Regions from separate parts of the Mus musculus genome. Here region 1 is linked to region 2. Evidence: chromatin loops called from intact Hi-C (ENCODE). Cell type or tissue: heart. All regions are shown on one strand. Links, peaks and the distances in the headings refer to the core of each region. The heading gives the core; the rest is flanking DNA. Region 1 holds the start of Slc35e4 (solute carrier family 35, member E4). Region 2 holds the start of Pes1 (pescadillo ribosomal biogenesis factor 1).

Evidence for each region. A loop is a pair of places that touch in the nucleus more often than their neighbours do. Peaks named below come from ENCODE experiments on the same cell type or tissue, not always from the same donor. Only the 100,000 strongest peaks of a DNase experiment are listed, where the experiment ranks them.
Region 1: a loop joins it to region 2, with 2.2 times the contacts of the local background. A loop is called at or near these places in 2 of 42 quality-filtered maps.

The regions. Positions count from the first base shown.
Region 1 is chr11:3,906,652-3,914,979 of GRCm38, forward strand. Slc35e4 (solute carrier family 35, member E4) reads right to left here and starts at 8,013. Exons shown (of 2, transcript NM_153142.3): 1 at 5,918-8,013; 2 at 371-1,333. The coding sequence starts at 6,536. The coding sequence ends at 900. In heart, for the core only: CTCF peaks have their summits at 4,499 and 6,284; DNase peaks (open chromatin) are centred at 4,480, 6,100, 7,310, 7,590 and 2 weaker places; H3K4me3 peaks cover 3,820 bases; H3K27ac peaks cover 2,892 bases.
Region 2 is chr11:3,959,220-3,967,547 of GRCm38, forward strand. It overlaps Pes1 (pescadillo ribosomal biogenesis factor 1), which reads left to right and starts at 4,756. Exons shown (of 15, transcript NM_022889.3): 1 at 4,756-4,841. The coding sequence starts at 4,818. In heart, for the core only: no CTCF peak of the experiment used is centred there; DNase peaks (open chromatin) are centred at 4,502 and 4,752; H3K4me3 peaks cover 2,110 bases; H3K27ac peaks cover 1,448 bases; H3K27me3 peaks cover 620 bases.

The DNA.
Region 1 (8,328 bases), core at 237-8,236, 52 kb before region 2:
TGAGACAAGTGAGACAGTAGTTGGCAAGAACACAGAGTTAAGAGGGACTTCATGGTGTCCAACAGGAAGCCCTCCCTGACTTTGTCCCCAGCACAGACTAGAGCTCCTGAACATGTGGTTTTAGGAAGATCCCTTCAAGAGAACAGTGCCTGAAATAGGTGGTCCAGACCAGGGCAAGGCAGGGCAGCGGGGCGACCAATACCACCGTCCTGAAGCTGGTCTATGGTAGCCTGGCCAGTGGAGGGGCATTGTAGAGAACAGTGCTAGGCTGGAGGCCAACACGGGGCCAGGGAGCGAGGGAGAATCATGTGGTAGCCAACCACTCCCTTGATATTCCCTTGGCTGGAGCCCCAAGGAATGACAGAGGTGTCCCAAGAAAAAATACTTTATTGGGGATGGAAGGCCCAAATCCAGGGGTGGAGGCACCAGAGTGAAGCCGCAGTAGCTACCTGAAGTTGGCACAGGCTACCTCATCTTTAGGGGAGCCCAGCCATGACGAAGCCTGCTCTGGTGACCCTCACAGCCTCCACTTCCCTCGCCCCCCAGGAAAGATTGTGTGACTACCGAGCATTGTCTTCATCCTAACACTTTGAGGTTCCCTAAGTTTGCCCAGCAACCTTCATCATAGTCGTTGACACTGGTTCCTCTGGCAAGCACACGTGCCAGACTTGGACCCACCATCCAGTGGCAGGGTTTGCTGTGAGAGGTGAGGCAAGCAGGGACAGGAGGTGGGTCTCTCTCAAAGTCCCTGGTGTGTAGCCTCCCAGGCAGCCCTTCCAGAAGGTGCCTTCTCTCCTGGGCCTGGCAGACATAGCACCTCTCCCTTTCCTCATGGCCATTGTCCAAGGTTAGATTCAGGCAGGGGCTGTCCAGGTAGAGCTCATGAGCTCCCCCAGGTCTCAAAGACCTTTGCCAGGCTGGTCCCTGTTCCACAACCCCCATCGGGTAGCCCAGGAGGCCACCAACTCACAGTTGTGATAAAGAAACATTCCTGAAAGGGTGAGGGTGATGCCCAGGTAGCTGAGCGCGCTGAGGTGGCTGCCGAACAGGAGCCGGGACAGGATGAGGTTGCCCACGACCATGAGGTTGCCCAGTACGTGGACAGTGAGGGCAGATGTGAGGGCCAGCAAGGAGAAGCTGGCCAGGTTGTAGACCACGGACAAGAAGCAGCTCAGCAGGACACAGGCCCAGAGGCGAGAGTCAGTGGGAGGCAGCGGTGGGGCTGTGCCAGCCTCCAGCACCAGTGCTGCACTGGCCAGCAGGCAGAAACTGGGCAAAGAAGTGGCATACAGCAGGGTCACCGTGTCCAGCCTCTCTTCTTGCAGCAGAGCACCTGCAACCAAGAGAGTGACCATCATCAGCTGGTATAGAGACAGCACCCACTGAGCCCGCTCCATACAGCCCCATCCTCCTAGCACAGCCTCCCGGAAGCTGGTCCTGACTCTGAGCAGGGTTAATACTCTGCTCTGAAGTATGACTTACAAGTGGTGGAGGAGCCAGGCCACCTGGGCTTGTGACCCATGCCCATTCCTCCCTTATCGAGTTGCATAAAACGTGAAATTTTTACAAGGATAGCATATACAAAAGCCGTAATATGGCAAATGCTGAGGAGATGTTAAGAACAAGGTCTTTGCGGCTCCAGTCAGGAAGCAGGGGCAGAGCAGCAGAGGGCCTAGCGCCTCCACTGCCAGTTATAACAACAGAAGCAGCAGCTTGATGGGGGGTGGGGGGGGCGGAGAGGGTAAGGAGCATGGACAGAGGAGGAGGGGGAGAAAGAAGGAAAACAGTTAAGAAAATGCTTTTGAGTCAAAATGGTGAGAGCAGCCATCATGCCATTCACTTACAACCACGGAGATGACAAAGGGCCAACAAGACAGTCATTGTTGGCTCTTGGCAGTCACTCACTGTTTATGATTGGGAATTGGGGGCTTTGTTTGCTTTTGTTTTCTGAAACAAATCCTCACGTAGCCAAAGGCAGCTTTGAGCTGGCCATGTAGCAGAGGCTAGCCTTGAACTCTTCATCCTCTCATTCTCCCACTGTGTTGTTACCCACCCCCTAGAGCTGGGATTGCAGGTGTGTACCACAGGCTCTGGCTTCATGATCTGCATCGTATCTTAAAAAACAAACAACAACAACAACAACAACAACAAAAAAGCTACCAACACCAGTGGGGCTTGTCAAGATGAACCCAGAAGTACAAGAACACCTTTTAGGTTTTCAAGGAAAGGGGATCTTGCCGCCTACACAAGCGTGGCTGTCTGTGCCTATGGCCATACCAGCCTCTATAGAGCTGATTGATTCATACAGAAAAAGCATGGCCACCACTGAAGTCCCACACAGCCTGGGTGAGCCTTCTCTGAGTCAGCGGAGGAGAGTTAACACTGGATGCTGGTGCCCTCCTGGGCCCTGTATTGCTGTTTCCCCATGCACTTTCCAAGGAGCCCCACAGTGCTTGCTCAGAGCCTGTGCTTAAATGGTAGTTATCCCCCTCTCGGGTCATTTGGCTGCCTAGGCTTGGTTCTTTAGGCAACAGTGTTTCCAGCTCCCGCGTTTCTAGAAACAAGCAGCTAGTCATAACTCCTCTGCTCATTCACGCCCAGTGCATCAACCAGGGAGCTGTCCCTGTCCATGGCCTGGCCTCAAAGACAGGAAGGAAGGAAGGCTTTCGCTTTCAGGTGGGCTCCACTCTCAGGGGCAGCCCCTGCACCCTGCCCAACCTCCCCATCCCTGCAGCCCACAAAGGAGCTGGGATTCCTGTGGCAGAAGTGACTAACTCCCCAAATGTTAGCCTGTTGTCCTGACTCTCGGTGACCCCGCCCTTGCCAAAACTCTCTTTGTCATGCTCTGCTTTTCCAAAGATATTTCTTTTTTTTTTTTTCTTCCTTCTGGTGCTGGGGCCCAGAAAGTTATCATTGAGCTACACAGTCCCAGCTCCTCCAAAGTGGGGGAGGGGGGAGGGAGGCTGAGACAGCTCTGTAACTTAAAAAATATTACACATATGTATGATGTGTGTATATGTATGTCACATGCATGCAATTTGTGTGATGTATGTATGTATGTATGTGGACTATGTGAAGGTCACAGGGCAACTTGCAGGAGCTGGTTCCCTCCTTCCATACTCCGGTCATCTGTGCAGCAATGCTTTCACGCACTGAGCAATCTCACTAGCCCTGAGACAAGGGTTTTCTGAGTAGCTCATGCTGACCCAGAACACTCTCTAGATCCCAGGCTGGCCCACACCAGGCTGGCTAGACCCTCTTGTCTCAGATTCTAAAGTTATGGGATTACAGACATGTGCCACCATGCCAGGCTGAAAAAGCATTCTATTTTTCTGCTTATAGACAGAATCTGACTTTGTAGCCAAGCTGGCTTTGAACCCACCATTCTCCCAGGATGCCAGGATTGTAGGCATGCACCTCCATGCCTGCCTCAAAGGTAATTTCAGCGGCTGAACACACTCAACCTCTGCCACACACACACAGAGCAGTGACCTCTTGGCCTCTCACCACTTTGTCCCTTCCCTAGCTGTGTAACAGTCACCTCTCTGCCTCAGTCTCCTCGTGGATGGGGGGAGGGGTCAGGAGTGCACTTACATTCAGGGTACACACTCAGCACTGAGGTGGACACCATCCTTTGAATCTGAGGACTGACAGGACTCTGCCACAGCCTGTGCCACATCCAAGGATATCCTTTGCTGCTCTGTCACCAGCATTGTGGCTGTAGAGCACCCTCGGCAGCCTCATCAAGCCCCCACCACACCTGTGCCCACCTTGCGCTTGATACAAGTTCTGTCTTGCTAAGTACAGTGCCCCACTCTCTGGGGGCTCAAAGAAAGTTCTGAAACACAGGTGTGTACAGATGACAACAGGCTCAGCAGGCTGGCACCTCCTTTCCTTGCCTCTCTGGATCTGAAGGCAGCACTGCTCCATTCTGTACATCCCCCTGCCCCTGCAGCCAGCCCAGGCTGACTGTGGCTGCTTAAGCTCCCTTTCTGGACTCCTACCCCTGCTCTCACACCATGTGCTTTCAGGGATGGAGCGAGGGCCTGTCCAAGAGCCCTTAGCAAAGCAAACTTCCTCTTTTTAAAAATTCCACTCCCAATCCTGGAGCCAGTCACTCTTCTCATCTCTGCCAGGCTCCCATTTCTGAGGGGGAACCCCCAGCTCTCTAAGTGATCTTTCCCAATCTGACATCAACTGACATCACAACCATCAATTAGAGACATCATTTGAATTTCTCCCCTAACCCAGGCCCTAGGCCAAGTGCTGAGGACACAGAAATGATCCAACACACTGCCTGGGCAGAAGCAGATGGATAGGCAATATGAACTGAACAGCCCACCATTGGTCAAGTAAAGGGCACCTAATGCACTCAGTGGAAGACACTGAGTCTTGAGAGAGAGGAAGAGAGCCAGCAGAAGCCAAGAGGTGGCTGCCAGTCACGTGCTACTATGAACAACCTGCGCCCCCTAATGCTTGGCTGGCCACAGCCCCTCCTACAGGCAGGAGCTGCCCAGAGCCTGGTATGAGGAGTACCGGGCCGGGCCTTCTCTGCCTGGTGTCCCTACCCAGAAAGGCCCTACAGAGTCAGGTTTCCCTGAGCCACTTCAAGGCCCAGCTCAGGCCTCACTCAGCTCATGTAACCTGAGGACTAAAATAGAACTCTGTTTTTACCCTGCTCATGGCTTGGGGAGATAGTGACAAGACCTTTGGGTTCCAGACAGAAGATGCCAGGCAGGACTAAGGCCTCACTTTGCCATTCCTCACTGCAGGTTACAGCAACCATAGCTCAGCAGCCCTGGGGACCCCTTACATTCTAACTCTCCTACTTCTTCCTTGGATTAAGGTGGAGAGACAGTAGAGCTATGACTCAAAAGCCCCTCAACTGCTCAGACAGGAAGTCAGCCTCTACCCCCTAGCACACGGGGCTGGGCAGGGAAGGATAACTTACTTCTGCCCTCAGTCCTGCTGCTGCCCACACATGACAGAGCCAGCACCCAGTCACACAGACCAGACTTGGAGTCCTTGGGAGCCTTGTGACCCTGGGCCAATCATAAACCTCCTTGGAAGCCGGGCGTGGTGGTGCACGCCTTTAATCCCAGCACTCGGGAGGCAGAGGCAGGTGGATTTCTGAGTTCGAGGCCAGCCTGGTCTACAAAGTGAGTTCCAGGACAGCCAGGGCTACACAGAGAAACCCTGTCTTGAAAAAACAAAAACAAAAACAAAAAAACAAAAAACAAAAAACAAAAAAAAACCTCCTTGGCAGCACTCAGGAGGGTTGAGTTAGGAGGATCATAAGTTTAAGGCCGACCTGAGCTTCTCAGCAGGACAGCCTAACCTCCTCTGCCCCAGTAAAATGCTCTCTTATTCATTCCATCGCCTGTGACATGAAGACAAAGATGGACATTGTCATGACAACCTATGATCAGCACCCAGAACCAAGTTCAGCACACTGTAGCTCCTGGTAAAAGCTCTGAGAAACCCCTGTGTTCCCAACCAGCTTAAGGCCTTTCTGCGTTCCCTTCTCTTCCCTAGTTTATACTCCCTGGCCTTCTGAGTTCCTAATCCTAGGACACACAGCTTAGACAGCCTGGAGTCTGAATGCCACTCTCAAATCTTGCCTCTGTTGCTTACTGGCACAAGGCCCAGGCTCTGCACGGCTGTCAAGTGGGGATAATAAAGTGTGCTTGCTTCAACGAGAGGCAGTAGGATGCGGTGGAACAAAAGGATTCTCGAGTTATAGAAACATTTCACCAACAACTGTTATTAACTATGCCTCTAAGGCTTAAGTTTGAGGCCGGAACTCACTGAATACTCTCTGAGCCTTGCCTGTAAAGAGGATCACTGCCCCCTCCCCTTTCCCAGGAACATCACGGCCACACCCCCCACCTCCTCAGGTGGAGACCCAGGCACTCACTTTGTTGAACAGACTTGAAGCCTCGCAGACAGGTGGCCACCAGCAAGAAGCCGCAACCAGCTGGAGGTGCCCGGAGCTCTCCAGCCAGACTACATGCAGCCCCTAGGCAGAGCGGGCCCATGGCAGCAAACTGCAGAGGATGGTGTCTTCGGCCAAGCAGCAACGCAGACAAGGCCATTGTGAACAGTGGTGTGGTGGTGGTGGCCAGCTGTGCTAGGTCCAAGGGGACAGTGCTCAGGCCCACGTTGCCGCACGCCATGGAGGTACCGAAGGTGAGGCTGAGCAGCAGCACTCGACGGTGGATGCTGTGCGGCACGGGGCGCTGGGCCCCCCAGTGGCATGCCAGGGCGGCTGCCAGCATGTGCAGTGCTGAAAGCAGCAGGGGCCGTCCGAAGCCATGCACTGTGAAGATCCACTTGTTGAGGCTTGACATGCTGGCTCCCGCCAACAGCCACACCAGTGCTGCCACAACCACTCTCGCCGGAGCAGGCTGCCCAAGGACCTGGGGTTTGTCCGGAGGCCACTTGGGGCGGCCATGCTCCTGGGCACTTCCAGCCACAGCAACTGCTTCGGCTGAGGTCATCATGCCTTCATGGTGCTCCAGTGGGCAGCGGCACATCCGCACCAGTGGGGCTGGGGCAGGAGGCAGGCTTTCCAGGGAGTCGCTGAGCCTGGTCCTGATTCCTCGGACAGGAGAGGGCAACACTTCAGGTGCTAGACTCTGAGCCAGCCGATAATTCTGGTCAGGGAAGAAGGTCGTGGCTGCTAAGATGCCGGACTGGCTGGTGTCCACCCAGGCCTCGTAAGCCCTGGGCACCTCCCGCACCAGGGGAGGCCTTCTCTCTTCTCCGCGCCCTAAGCTCACGCGATGCTTTCACACCGAATCCGTTTGTCTTTTTCCATCTTTGGTCCCCAGACTGTCAGGATGAGGTCACTGACTGACCCCGACCGCCTGCGTGTTTGGTGCTCAGGCCCGGACCAGGTCTGGCAGGGTCGATAATATTCCGAGCGTGGGAACGGAGGTTGCAGCCGTCGCTCCCCTCCCCCAGCCCCCTTTAGCCTTTTACTGGACCGGGAATAGACGCCGATAGGCCGGCGGACGCGGAATCGCGAGCTCGGACTGGCTGCAGCCTCTCAGGATGCTCTGGCTGTTCTGGCTGCCGCTCGGCTCCCGCGGTGGATCTGGCAGCTTCGGGCGCCGGGCTCTAGTCCCTCCCGAGTCCCGCGCGGCTCAGCGCTTCCCGGCCCTGCCCTCTCCGCCGCTACCGAAGCTGCGCTCCACCCGGAAAGTTGGGCTCAGCCCGGGCCCCGCCCACGAGTACCAGCCCCGGAGCCCGGCGGACGTCTAGCCCCTCCCACAGCCTTTGCGCCTCCCGACTTGGCTTGCGCAGCTGCGGCCGCGAATCCCTTAGTGGAGAGTGTGGGTTGTACCAGCCACCAACCGGAATCCGGATTGTCTCCAGCGCCAAGTAGAGCCTTCCTTAAAAAGACCAGTATCCAGTGCTGGAAACCCTGGGCACTCTGCAGAGCCGTCCCCAAGCTGTCTGCCATCGTCGAGAAGCAGGGCGTTGAAGTGAGACATACCACATCACCTGATCCCAGACCACAAAGGTCTCCTTGAGATCTTGGAATTCAACGGAGCTAGACCACGTGGTCCCTTAAGGCTGCCTCATCTTGTTCCCCCTCCATTCCACTCCAGATCTTTTCTCCCCCTCTCAAACCAGGGCGGCGCCCCCTCTGGGGCAGCAGAAGGGGAAATGAATCACCAAAGCTAACCACAGCTCCGGGAAGCAGGGTACAGCGGGCCGGCATCCATCCCGAGCTAGCCGACTTTATGTGCTGCTCCCTAGGCATTCCGAGGTGACTCACAGCTGGGTTTCATGAGGCCCACGGAGCAGAATCCTGGATGGTTCCCGGGTTTCCCACCTGAATTCAGGTTAGGGTAAGCAGCTGAAACCCAGGGACCTGTTCCCAGCCCAACGCGTGAGCAAGAATCAAGGTCCATCCTGGACTCTTTCCGGTAATTGGATTTCTGGGGAAGCTCCCGCTCACCTGCACAGGCCTCACCCGGCTCTGTTGTCAAACAAGTCCTGGATGACAACCTGCCTAGAGAAACAAGATCGCAAAGCGCAACTGTGTAGCCCGGCCCGCAGCGCCCTCTGGTGGTCGTGACTCCGCACTGTTGCAAGCGTTCCTAATCCCTTCCCAAAGAAATTCAGGTGAAAATAAGCCAGTCCCACCTGAGACCTAAATCAGATCTCTGTCCCAGATGAACCAGGAATCTACACTGTCACACTTGCCTCCGATGAGTCTGATACCCGCGGGAACCCGTAGATCTCTGCTGAGTAACCCAAGTTGAAGGGCAGAGAGTGTAGGTAGGAGACTTCCAGGGAAAGGATCAAAATCTGGGG
Region 2 (8,328 bases), core at 131-8,130:
ACTTTCCTCACAGTTTTTCAAAAACTCTCCAGCATTTTCGAGATCATTTCTTCTGCTCCTAGTTTTCATCTTGTGCTTCATGTTTGTATGATTGCTGAAGTTTATTTGTTTGTGTTTTAGCTTTAGAATAGAAAACAAAATTCAAATTGCTCTGGCATTCAGCAGTGTTTAAAATCTGCATCTCCAGGGGATAGCTTCTATGAACATGACCTTGGGTCAGGTGAATTACATGGGCCATGACTTTAAACTTAAAACAAAACAAACAAACAAAAAAACTTCTTAGGGGCTAGAGAGATCACTTGCTGATCATGCAGTGGACCTGGGTTTGTTTTGAGCACATGCATGGTAGCTCACAACTTCCTTTAACTTCAGTCCTAGGGAATCCAATGCTCTCTACTAGCCTCTGTATGGGCACCAGGCACAGATACAGTGCATATACACACATGCAGAAAACATTCATATGCATGAACTAAGTCATTTATTATTATTATTATTTTGTTTTTTTCTAGACAGGGTTTCTCTGTGTATCCCTGGCTGTCCTGAAACTTGCTCTATAGACCAGGCTGTCCTTGAACTCAGATCTATCTGCCTCTGTCTTTTGAGTGCTGGGCTTATCCCATGATCAAAACCATAACAGTCATTTGTTACAAATCTTGACTAGGAAAATTGCCACAGCAAAGGACTCCTGCCTATGTCTCAAGGCTCCAATGCCAGTTTCCCCTGCTGGTGACATTCAACTGGAATCAAATTTAGAGGTACAAAAAAGACCATCAAATGGAGTCACCTGCCGTCCAGTCCATACTGCAGCTATCCCTGAATCTGAGTGACTTTGCTCTTGCCTGTGGTTCATAAGCCTTTTTTATCTGGCTGCCTACAGACTTTCCCTTGCTCCTGTGTCAATCCTGTTTCTAACTTCAGGATAGTCTTCCTGGATTCTGCACTCTTTCTTCGCCAGCCTATAATCTGTACGTGTGTGTGTCTGTATGTACACATGTGTGTATGTATAATATGTAATCTATGGATTGATTTCATAATTAAGATTGAAACAAAGAAACTGTGATTGCCAGTGGCCAGCTAGCAAACAAAATTGGGATCAGTTGACAGACTGCAGCCAAGGAAACTGACATACTCTGTGACTTTATTATTAAATAAATTTTGCTACTGTGAAAAGACACAAAACATATATTTCTGCCATTGCATACACAAAACAACCACCTAAAGCAAGTGTGAATATGCATATCTTGTGATTGTTCCTTAAGGGAAACAATACAGGACTTGTCTTTTTATATGTGTGTGTATACTGTGTATGTGGAGTATGCATGTGTGTGTGCAGGTTCCTGTGTGGGAGTGTAGGTGCACATGAGCCATGGTATGAGTGTGGAGGTCAGAGGACAGCAGTAGGTATTGGTCCTCTCCTTCCATTGCTTGAGACAGTTTATTGTTGTAGTGAACACGTAAGCACCAGTGAGATGCATACTCTAGCTGTCCTGTGAGCTTTCCATGGTCTGGCTCCCATCTATCATAGGAGTCACAGAAGTATAGATTCAGCTTTCCGTGGGCTCTGAGGATCTAAATGAGTCTTCACCATTGCCCTCCAGGGCTTTATTTATGGGGCCGTGTCCTGAATCCCAGTGTGGAACTTGCAACCTTGTTTAGCTTTTAAGCTCAGATTTGTTAAATACATATTTAAGAACATTCCATGAATTACCTCATTCTGCTCAACTTTAGGTGTGTGTGTGTGTGTGTGTGTGAGAGAGAGAGAGAGAGAGAGAGACAGAGAGAGAGAGCCCCTTGAGGTGCAGCATGACCAGACTACTCTAAAAACCTTTCAAGAGGCAGTCAGCCAAGCTCTGACCACAGAGATAAAAAGCCCAAAATGGGGCCACAAAATCCGACCAATCCCAGGCCACTCTGGAAAGCCCCAACCCCAAGAAGCCCTATGTAAAGCCTGCCTTCTGCTCAGTTCTTTAGTGCTTTTCTCCCAGGCAGAGGCAGCCAACTTCTTGTCTTTCCCAATGAATTTCTTTCTTCTTTTTTTTTTTTTTTTTTTCCGAGACAGGGTTTCTCTGTGTAGCCTTGACTGTCCTGGAACTCACTCTGTAGACCAGGCTGGCCTCGAACTCAGAGACCTGCCTGCCTCTACCTCCCAAGTGCTGGGATTTAAGGCGTGCGCTACCATGCCGGGCTCCCAATGAATTTCTTGTGAGGTTTTTTTGTGCAGTGTGACTTTGTGGTTTTCCTTAGCTCCTGACTGCCAAGATGCCTTTCCCCTCAGAGCTGTAACACCTCAGTGTTCATGTGCGAATGTGCAACTATTGTGGTGCTAGGAAGCACTCATGAACCCCAAAACAACACCAAGGAGCCCTTTCCAATGTAATAGCATTAGGGTCTCTTTATGACAAGCCCTGGCTTGGGCCCCCCTCTAATCCAACCCTGACATAGCAGGATGGGAAGGGAAGGAGGAACAGCCTCGAACAGGATACATTTTATAGGAAAATAGGAGCAAGTGAGGGATGAGGGAGGGGGTGTCAAGTCTGGCAAGCATCTCATAGAGTGACTATAAGCCAACAGGTTAGTGCTCTGAAGAAAGACCGTATACAATCACAAATGGTCTGAAAATGCATCTGAAACCGACTAATCTTTGATTAACTGTTGTTAGGGAGTAGCTAGGGAGTGACTCTGGCCAACAGCAAGCCGTGGGGTCCTTCCTGGTACATGGGTACAGCTTGGGCTCTGCTGCAGGTCATGTTCTCAGGCTCCCTTTTCTTTAAGATGAAGGCTGGGCCCAAGATGGAGTAGGTTTGGCCTCTCACTATATGTTCAGATGTGTATGAATAAAGTTGACTGGTTGTTTTGTTTTAGTGTTTTTGTTGTTGTTGTTTTGACAGGATTTCCCTGCATGGCCCCCACTCTCCTGGAACTAACTCTATAGACTAGTCTGGCCCTGGACTCAGAGATCCTACTGCCTCTGTTTCCAGGGTGCTGGGAATAAAGGTGTTTGCCACCACGCCTAGCTGATGTTTCCCCTTTTTAAAAGAAAGAGAAGTGCTTGCTAAACCTAAAACTGCTAACTTTTGTAATGCTAGGCTGACTGGCAAGTGAGCTTAAGGGATCCAATTATCCCATGTCCAAATTAGTGATTCCCTTCTCTCTCCTACCAGATCTGGTATTACAGCCCCCACTGCAACTTTTGTTTTGTTTTCTTGAGACAAGGTTTCTTTTGTGACTCTGGCTGTCCTGGACCGCACTCTGAGGACCAGGTTGGCCTAGAACTCAGAGATTCACCAGCCTCTGCCTTCCGAGTGCCTGCACACAACTTTTTTTTTTTTTTTGGATTTTGGTACTTTATTTTAGTATAAATATATATTCAACATATGGAAATCACAGTTTCTTTTTTAAAGAGATAAATATGCTTACTGTATCAAGTATACAAAACCACTCTTATAAATACTGATAAAGAGAATGTTCATTCTTATTAAACTCATCTTTCAAAGTTACATTTCAGCTATACATGACTTTAAGCAGAAAACCAAGAATTTTTTTAACATTTTGAAGTAAAAGTAATAAAATTTAAAGGAAATTGATAAAAAAGTCATAAATTTTAACTTTTTTATAAACATGAAATTACCACCTTTAAGACTGACTTAAACCTATCATCAGATCTCATAAGTTTAAAAATTATCTTTATAGATGGAATGATATGTTTTAAATGTGCGCACAACTTTTATGTGTGTGTTGCAGATCTGAACTCCATATCCTTATGCTTGCATGTCAGGAATTCTGTCCACTGGGCCATCTCCTCAGTCCTGTTTTGTTTTCTTGGTTTTGTTGTTTTGAAACACTATCTCTAGCACAGGCTGGCCTGAAACTTGTGCTCTCCCAGCCTCAGACTCCTGTGTGCTGGGATTACAGGCACCACCATCATGCTATGCCTTCCATTATTTTTCTTTCTTTTCATTTTTGTTTTGTTTCGACAGTGCGTCACTCAATACCCTCGCTGTCCTGGAACTTAGCCTCGGACTCACAGAGATCCGTCCCTTCTGCCTCAACTCATTCCCCAAATATAAGCAGTTCCTTAGACCCTCTCCGTGTCCGTGGGAGGTCAAAGGTCGGCCTTTGCTCTATTTTATTCTAACTTGAACAAACTAGGTGCAGCTGAATCTAAGGTCAACAAGGCAAAATCTGGTCAGCTGGGTTTACAACGCCTAGCAACCGTTGCCATGACAATTGAACTCCCTTAAACTCACTGGCCTAGCATTACAAAAACTAGTAGCTTTAGGTTTAGTGAGCATTTCTGTTTTTGTTTGTTTGTTTGGTTGGTTTGGTTTTTAAAGAAAACATCAGCCAGGCGTGGTGACACACATCTTTAATCCCAGTACTCTGGAGGCAGAGGCAGGCGGATCTCTGGATTAGAGGCCAAACTACAGAGCTCTCTGAATCCCAGAAGGCTCCGGGCTGTCTGTCTCCCATCCCTTCAGTCCTGCTGTATCCCAAAATGCACTGGGGCTCGCGTGCTCAAACAACCGTGTCTAGGGTGCTTATAAAACTGCCTAAATTTCCATGTTGCTTTAAAGCTTGTCTATAGATTTTGGTAACTAAGAAAAGAACTGAAAGAACTACCACAATTGTTGAGCTTTAGAGAATTTGGTTGTAAATAACGAGGTCGCCAAAAGCACAACTTTCTCTGGATTTGTACAGGCATATTTTCAGACAGCCCTCAGCTGGCGGCGTGGGGTCCTTCAGGGCCCTAGGCAGGGCACGTGCGGGAGGAAGTAGCTCTGGTGTTCTGGCTGCCTTGAATTTCTCAACGTGGAGCTATGGGAGGTCTGGAGAAGAAGAAGGTGAGTGAGTTCCAGCGGAGGTCGGAGCTCCGGCTTTATCACTTTCCCTGGCCTCTGGGGACCGAGAAGTCTTGAGACGGCCGCCGGAGCGAACCTTCTGCACGTAGGCCCCTGGAAGCCGGGAAGAACTGTGACGGGCTTTCTGTGGAAGGAGTTGTGGAGACAGGCGGAGCCGCCAAAAGAGTGATCAGTGACCAACGGGACGTAGAATTCATTATCAAGACTTGGGACTTTCTTAATTGAGCCAGGCCCGGTCCTAGGTACTGGGAATTGAGAAGTAAGCAGTCAGATGCGGCCCCGCTTTCCCAGTGTCAACTTCAGATAAAGTGGCTAAGGGTTTTTAAGTGCGCTCCTGAGAAAGGGAGGGAGGGAGGAGCAGTAGAGTGGAGAGTATCAACAGGCGCTTAATCCGATTAGTGTTGTCTTGTAGGTCCTCTTCTGACGTAGCATTTTAGTGGAAATCAGTACTTAAAGAACACTTTAGTCTGGGGCATGAAAATGTTGGGAAGTGTGGATGGTCCCCAACCTTCCCCTAAGAGAATTCTCGGCACTCAGAGAAAGGAGAGACTAATATCAGCGTGCAGCTGTAGCTTCCAGCCGTCTCTTAGCCGTCTCTGTGTTTGATGGTTTATATGGGGTTAGGCGTTGTCACAATCTTATATTTTAGGATGACCCTTTTGTTCCTTTACAGGCTCTGGTTATGATAGTTTTATCTTTAGCAGATGGAACTTGCTATCCGTGTGATATTGGTGGTGCTCAATTCTCAAGGGAGAAAATGACCTTTTTTTTTTTTTTCTTTAGAAAAGGGGAAAGGGTGAGCAGGTTAAAAGCAGAAGTCAGTGCAGTTTTAGCTCTGTTGTCTCAGATTAGAGACAGTTTCTTCTTCCTATGCAACCTTGTTTCCCAAGTTTAAGCTTCTTAATCATAATTAATGTGAAAGCTTGCTGTTTTTCTTTTTTCATTCAGAAGTGCTTAGCAGAGAAAACAGAAGTGAATTCCACGGCCAGTAGGAAAGAGAGGCAGGTGGTGTGCAGGGTTTTGGACAGACAGTAGCATGGCTGTGAGATGTAAATAAGTGAGGTGCTGTCTAGGTGAGGCTGGGGCCGTATCATGTGAGGCTGGAACTTATTCTGAGTGGAGAAGACAAAGAAAGTAAGTGACTTGATCTGAGTTATTCTTGCTTCTGTAAGGAGACTGTGGGTATGAAGTAACTTTGGGATAGGAATGAAGAAGATGAGATGGGCTCAAGTCTTTCCTTTGACTTGCAAGTTTCTGGTAACAATCTGCTTTGTTGTTTTTAATTACTTTTTTTAAAGTTATTTTTTATTTATTTTTATGTATATGAGTGCTCTATCTGCATGTATACCCGCATGCCAGAATAGGGCATCAGATCTCATTATGGATGGTTGTGAGCCACAATGTGGTTGCTGGGAATTGAACTCTGAACCTCTGGAAGAGCAGCCAGTTCTCTTAACCACGGAGCCATCTCCCCAGCCCCTTTAATTACTTTTTTGAGACTATAATTGCATTATTCCCCCTTTCCCTCCAAACCTTTCCATATATTCTCACTTGCTCTCCTTCAAATTCATGGCCTCTTTTTAAAATGATTTTTATATAACATAGTATATATATGTTCCTAAATACATAAATACACCTGCTATATACTAGTGTGTGTGTGTGTGTGTGTGTGTGTGTGTGTGTCAGTCAGTGTGTGTCAGCGTCAGGGTTGACTGTTTGGTATTGGATAGCTAATTGGTCTGTTCTTCCCTGGGTAATACTGTTTCTCCCACTCACAGTATTGGTTGCCTGTAGGGTTCACATCTCTTGGCCTTTCTTCTATCCATGTTAGCAAGTCTGTTGTCCTTGTTCAGCTTATGTTTAGGCAGCCATGTTGAGAGACTTTCTGGGTGTAGTTTCTGACATCCTTGGAGACACAAATCTCAGCAAACTTCCTGATCCTCGGCTCTTGAAGGTTTTCAGTTCCTTCTTCCCCAGTGATCCCTGAGCCTTGGGTGTAGGAGTTGTTCTGTGGATGTATTCATTGGGAGATTGGGCTCCTCAACTCTGCGTTTTGGTTGGTTGTGGTTTTCTGTAATGGTCTCTATTGCACAGCAGTTCTGAGATGAGGACTATACTTCTCTGTGGGTATAAGGACAAATACTTTTGAGTGTAGTCGGGGATTATGCTGGTTTGTGAGGTGGTGGTTGTAGGTTCTCCTTCAGGATTGCATAGCCCAGGGTAGTTGGCTGGGCATGCTTTTCCTATGTTGAGAGGGTCTTAAGTCCAAGTAGAAAATTGTTTGTTACTGCCCTGGTGTTCACACCTCTCCTGCCCCCTTTACTGTGCCGTGCTGACTGCTGCTGTGGTTTGTAGACATCACAGCTGGGCAGGACTGTGGTTGCATCCCTCCCAGTACCATGAAAGCTGGGCCTCGGGGAGGAGGCGTGCAGGTCAGTTTCCTCAGTGGCCTCTGATTCCTGCCTCTGAAGTGCATGGTGACTGCAGCAGGAGGGATTTAGTTCCTCCTCTGGGGAGTAACCAAGGGCAGCATCAGTAGTCTGTAGTGGGGTTAGTGGTGGGATGGGGGCTCACTGTTAGCACAGGCTGGCCTGGAACTCATGATCTTCCTGTTTCTACTTCCTGAGTTTGGAATTACAGGTGCTTACCACCATGCCTAGCTCAGTGGGAAATACTTTTCTATTTGACATTTATTTAGTGTACGTTTGTGTGCGTGCATATGTGTGCATGTGTGTCCCAAAGAACCACAGTGCACATGTGGAGGTCACAGGACAGTTTGCAGGAGTTGGTTCTCTCCTTCCACTCTATGTGTTTTGGGATCAAGACTGGCGACAGCTTTTACCTGATGAGCCCTCTCACTGGCCTCAGTGGGAAACATTTATGATGCAAACTGGGAAGCACATCCTTGGCTACCCCAAGGCTTAGCCTGGGCTGTTCCCAGTAGACAGTGGATGGCTACAGGAAAGGCTGCATAGTGTTTCATAGCTGTGGGGGCTGGGGGACTACATAGGTAGTTCAGGGGGCTTTGACTCTTAGAGCTGTACCTGGGTATAGAAGGTCCTGCTCTCGCTTCAGAGGAGGATCTTAATCTGGGGTGGACGTGGATGGTTATTGTTTCAGGCTCTTTGGAACCGGATGCTGTTTTTCTCTCTAGCAATGATATAAACGAACAGTACCATCTTAACACTACAGATATCCAGATGATTGAACAAGACAGCTTGCTTCTTGGAAGCAAGTTAGAAACCAGGCCCATTGTCTTCCTCACCCTCAGCATTTAGCTTAAAGCTTTGAACATAGTTACTGTCTGGTGAATGAAGGGGACTTGGGGGGTGTGTGGCTTAGGGCAAACATTTTCAATTAGAGTGATATTACCCCTGAGGGAGGGGGAAATGACCAGGAGATAACTTAGATTTTACAGTGCCTTGCAGTCTATCTCAAAGGAACATAGTCTACCCAGATCTTTAGTAGT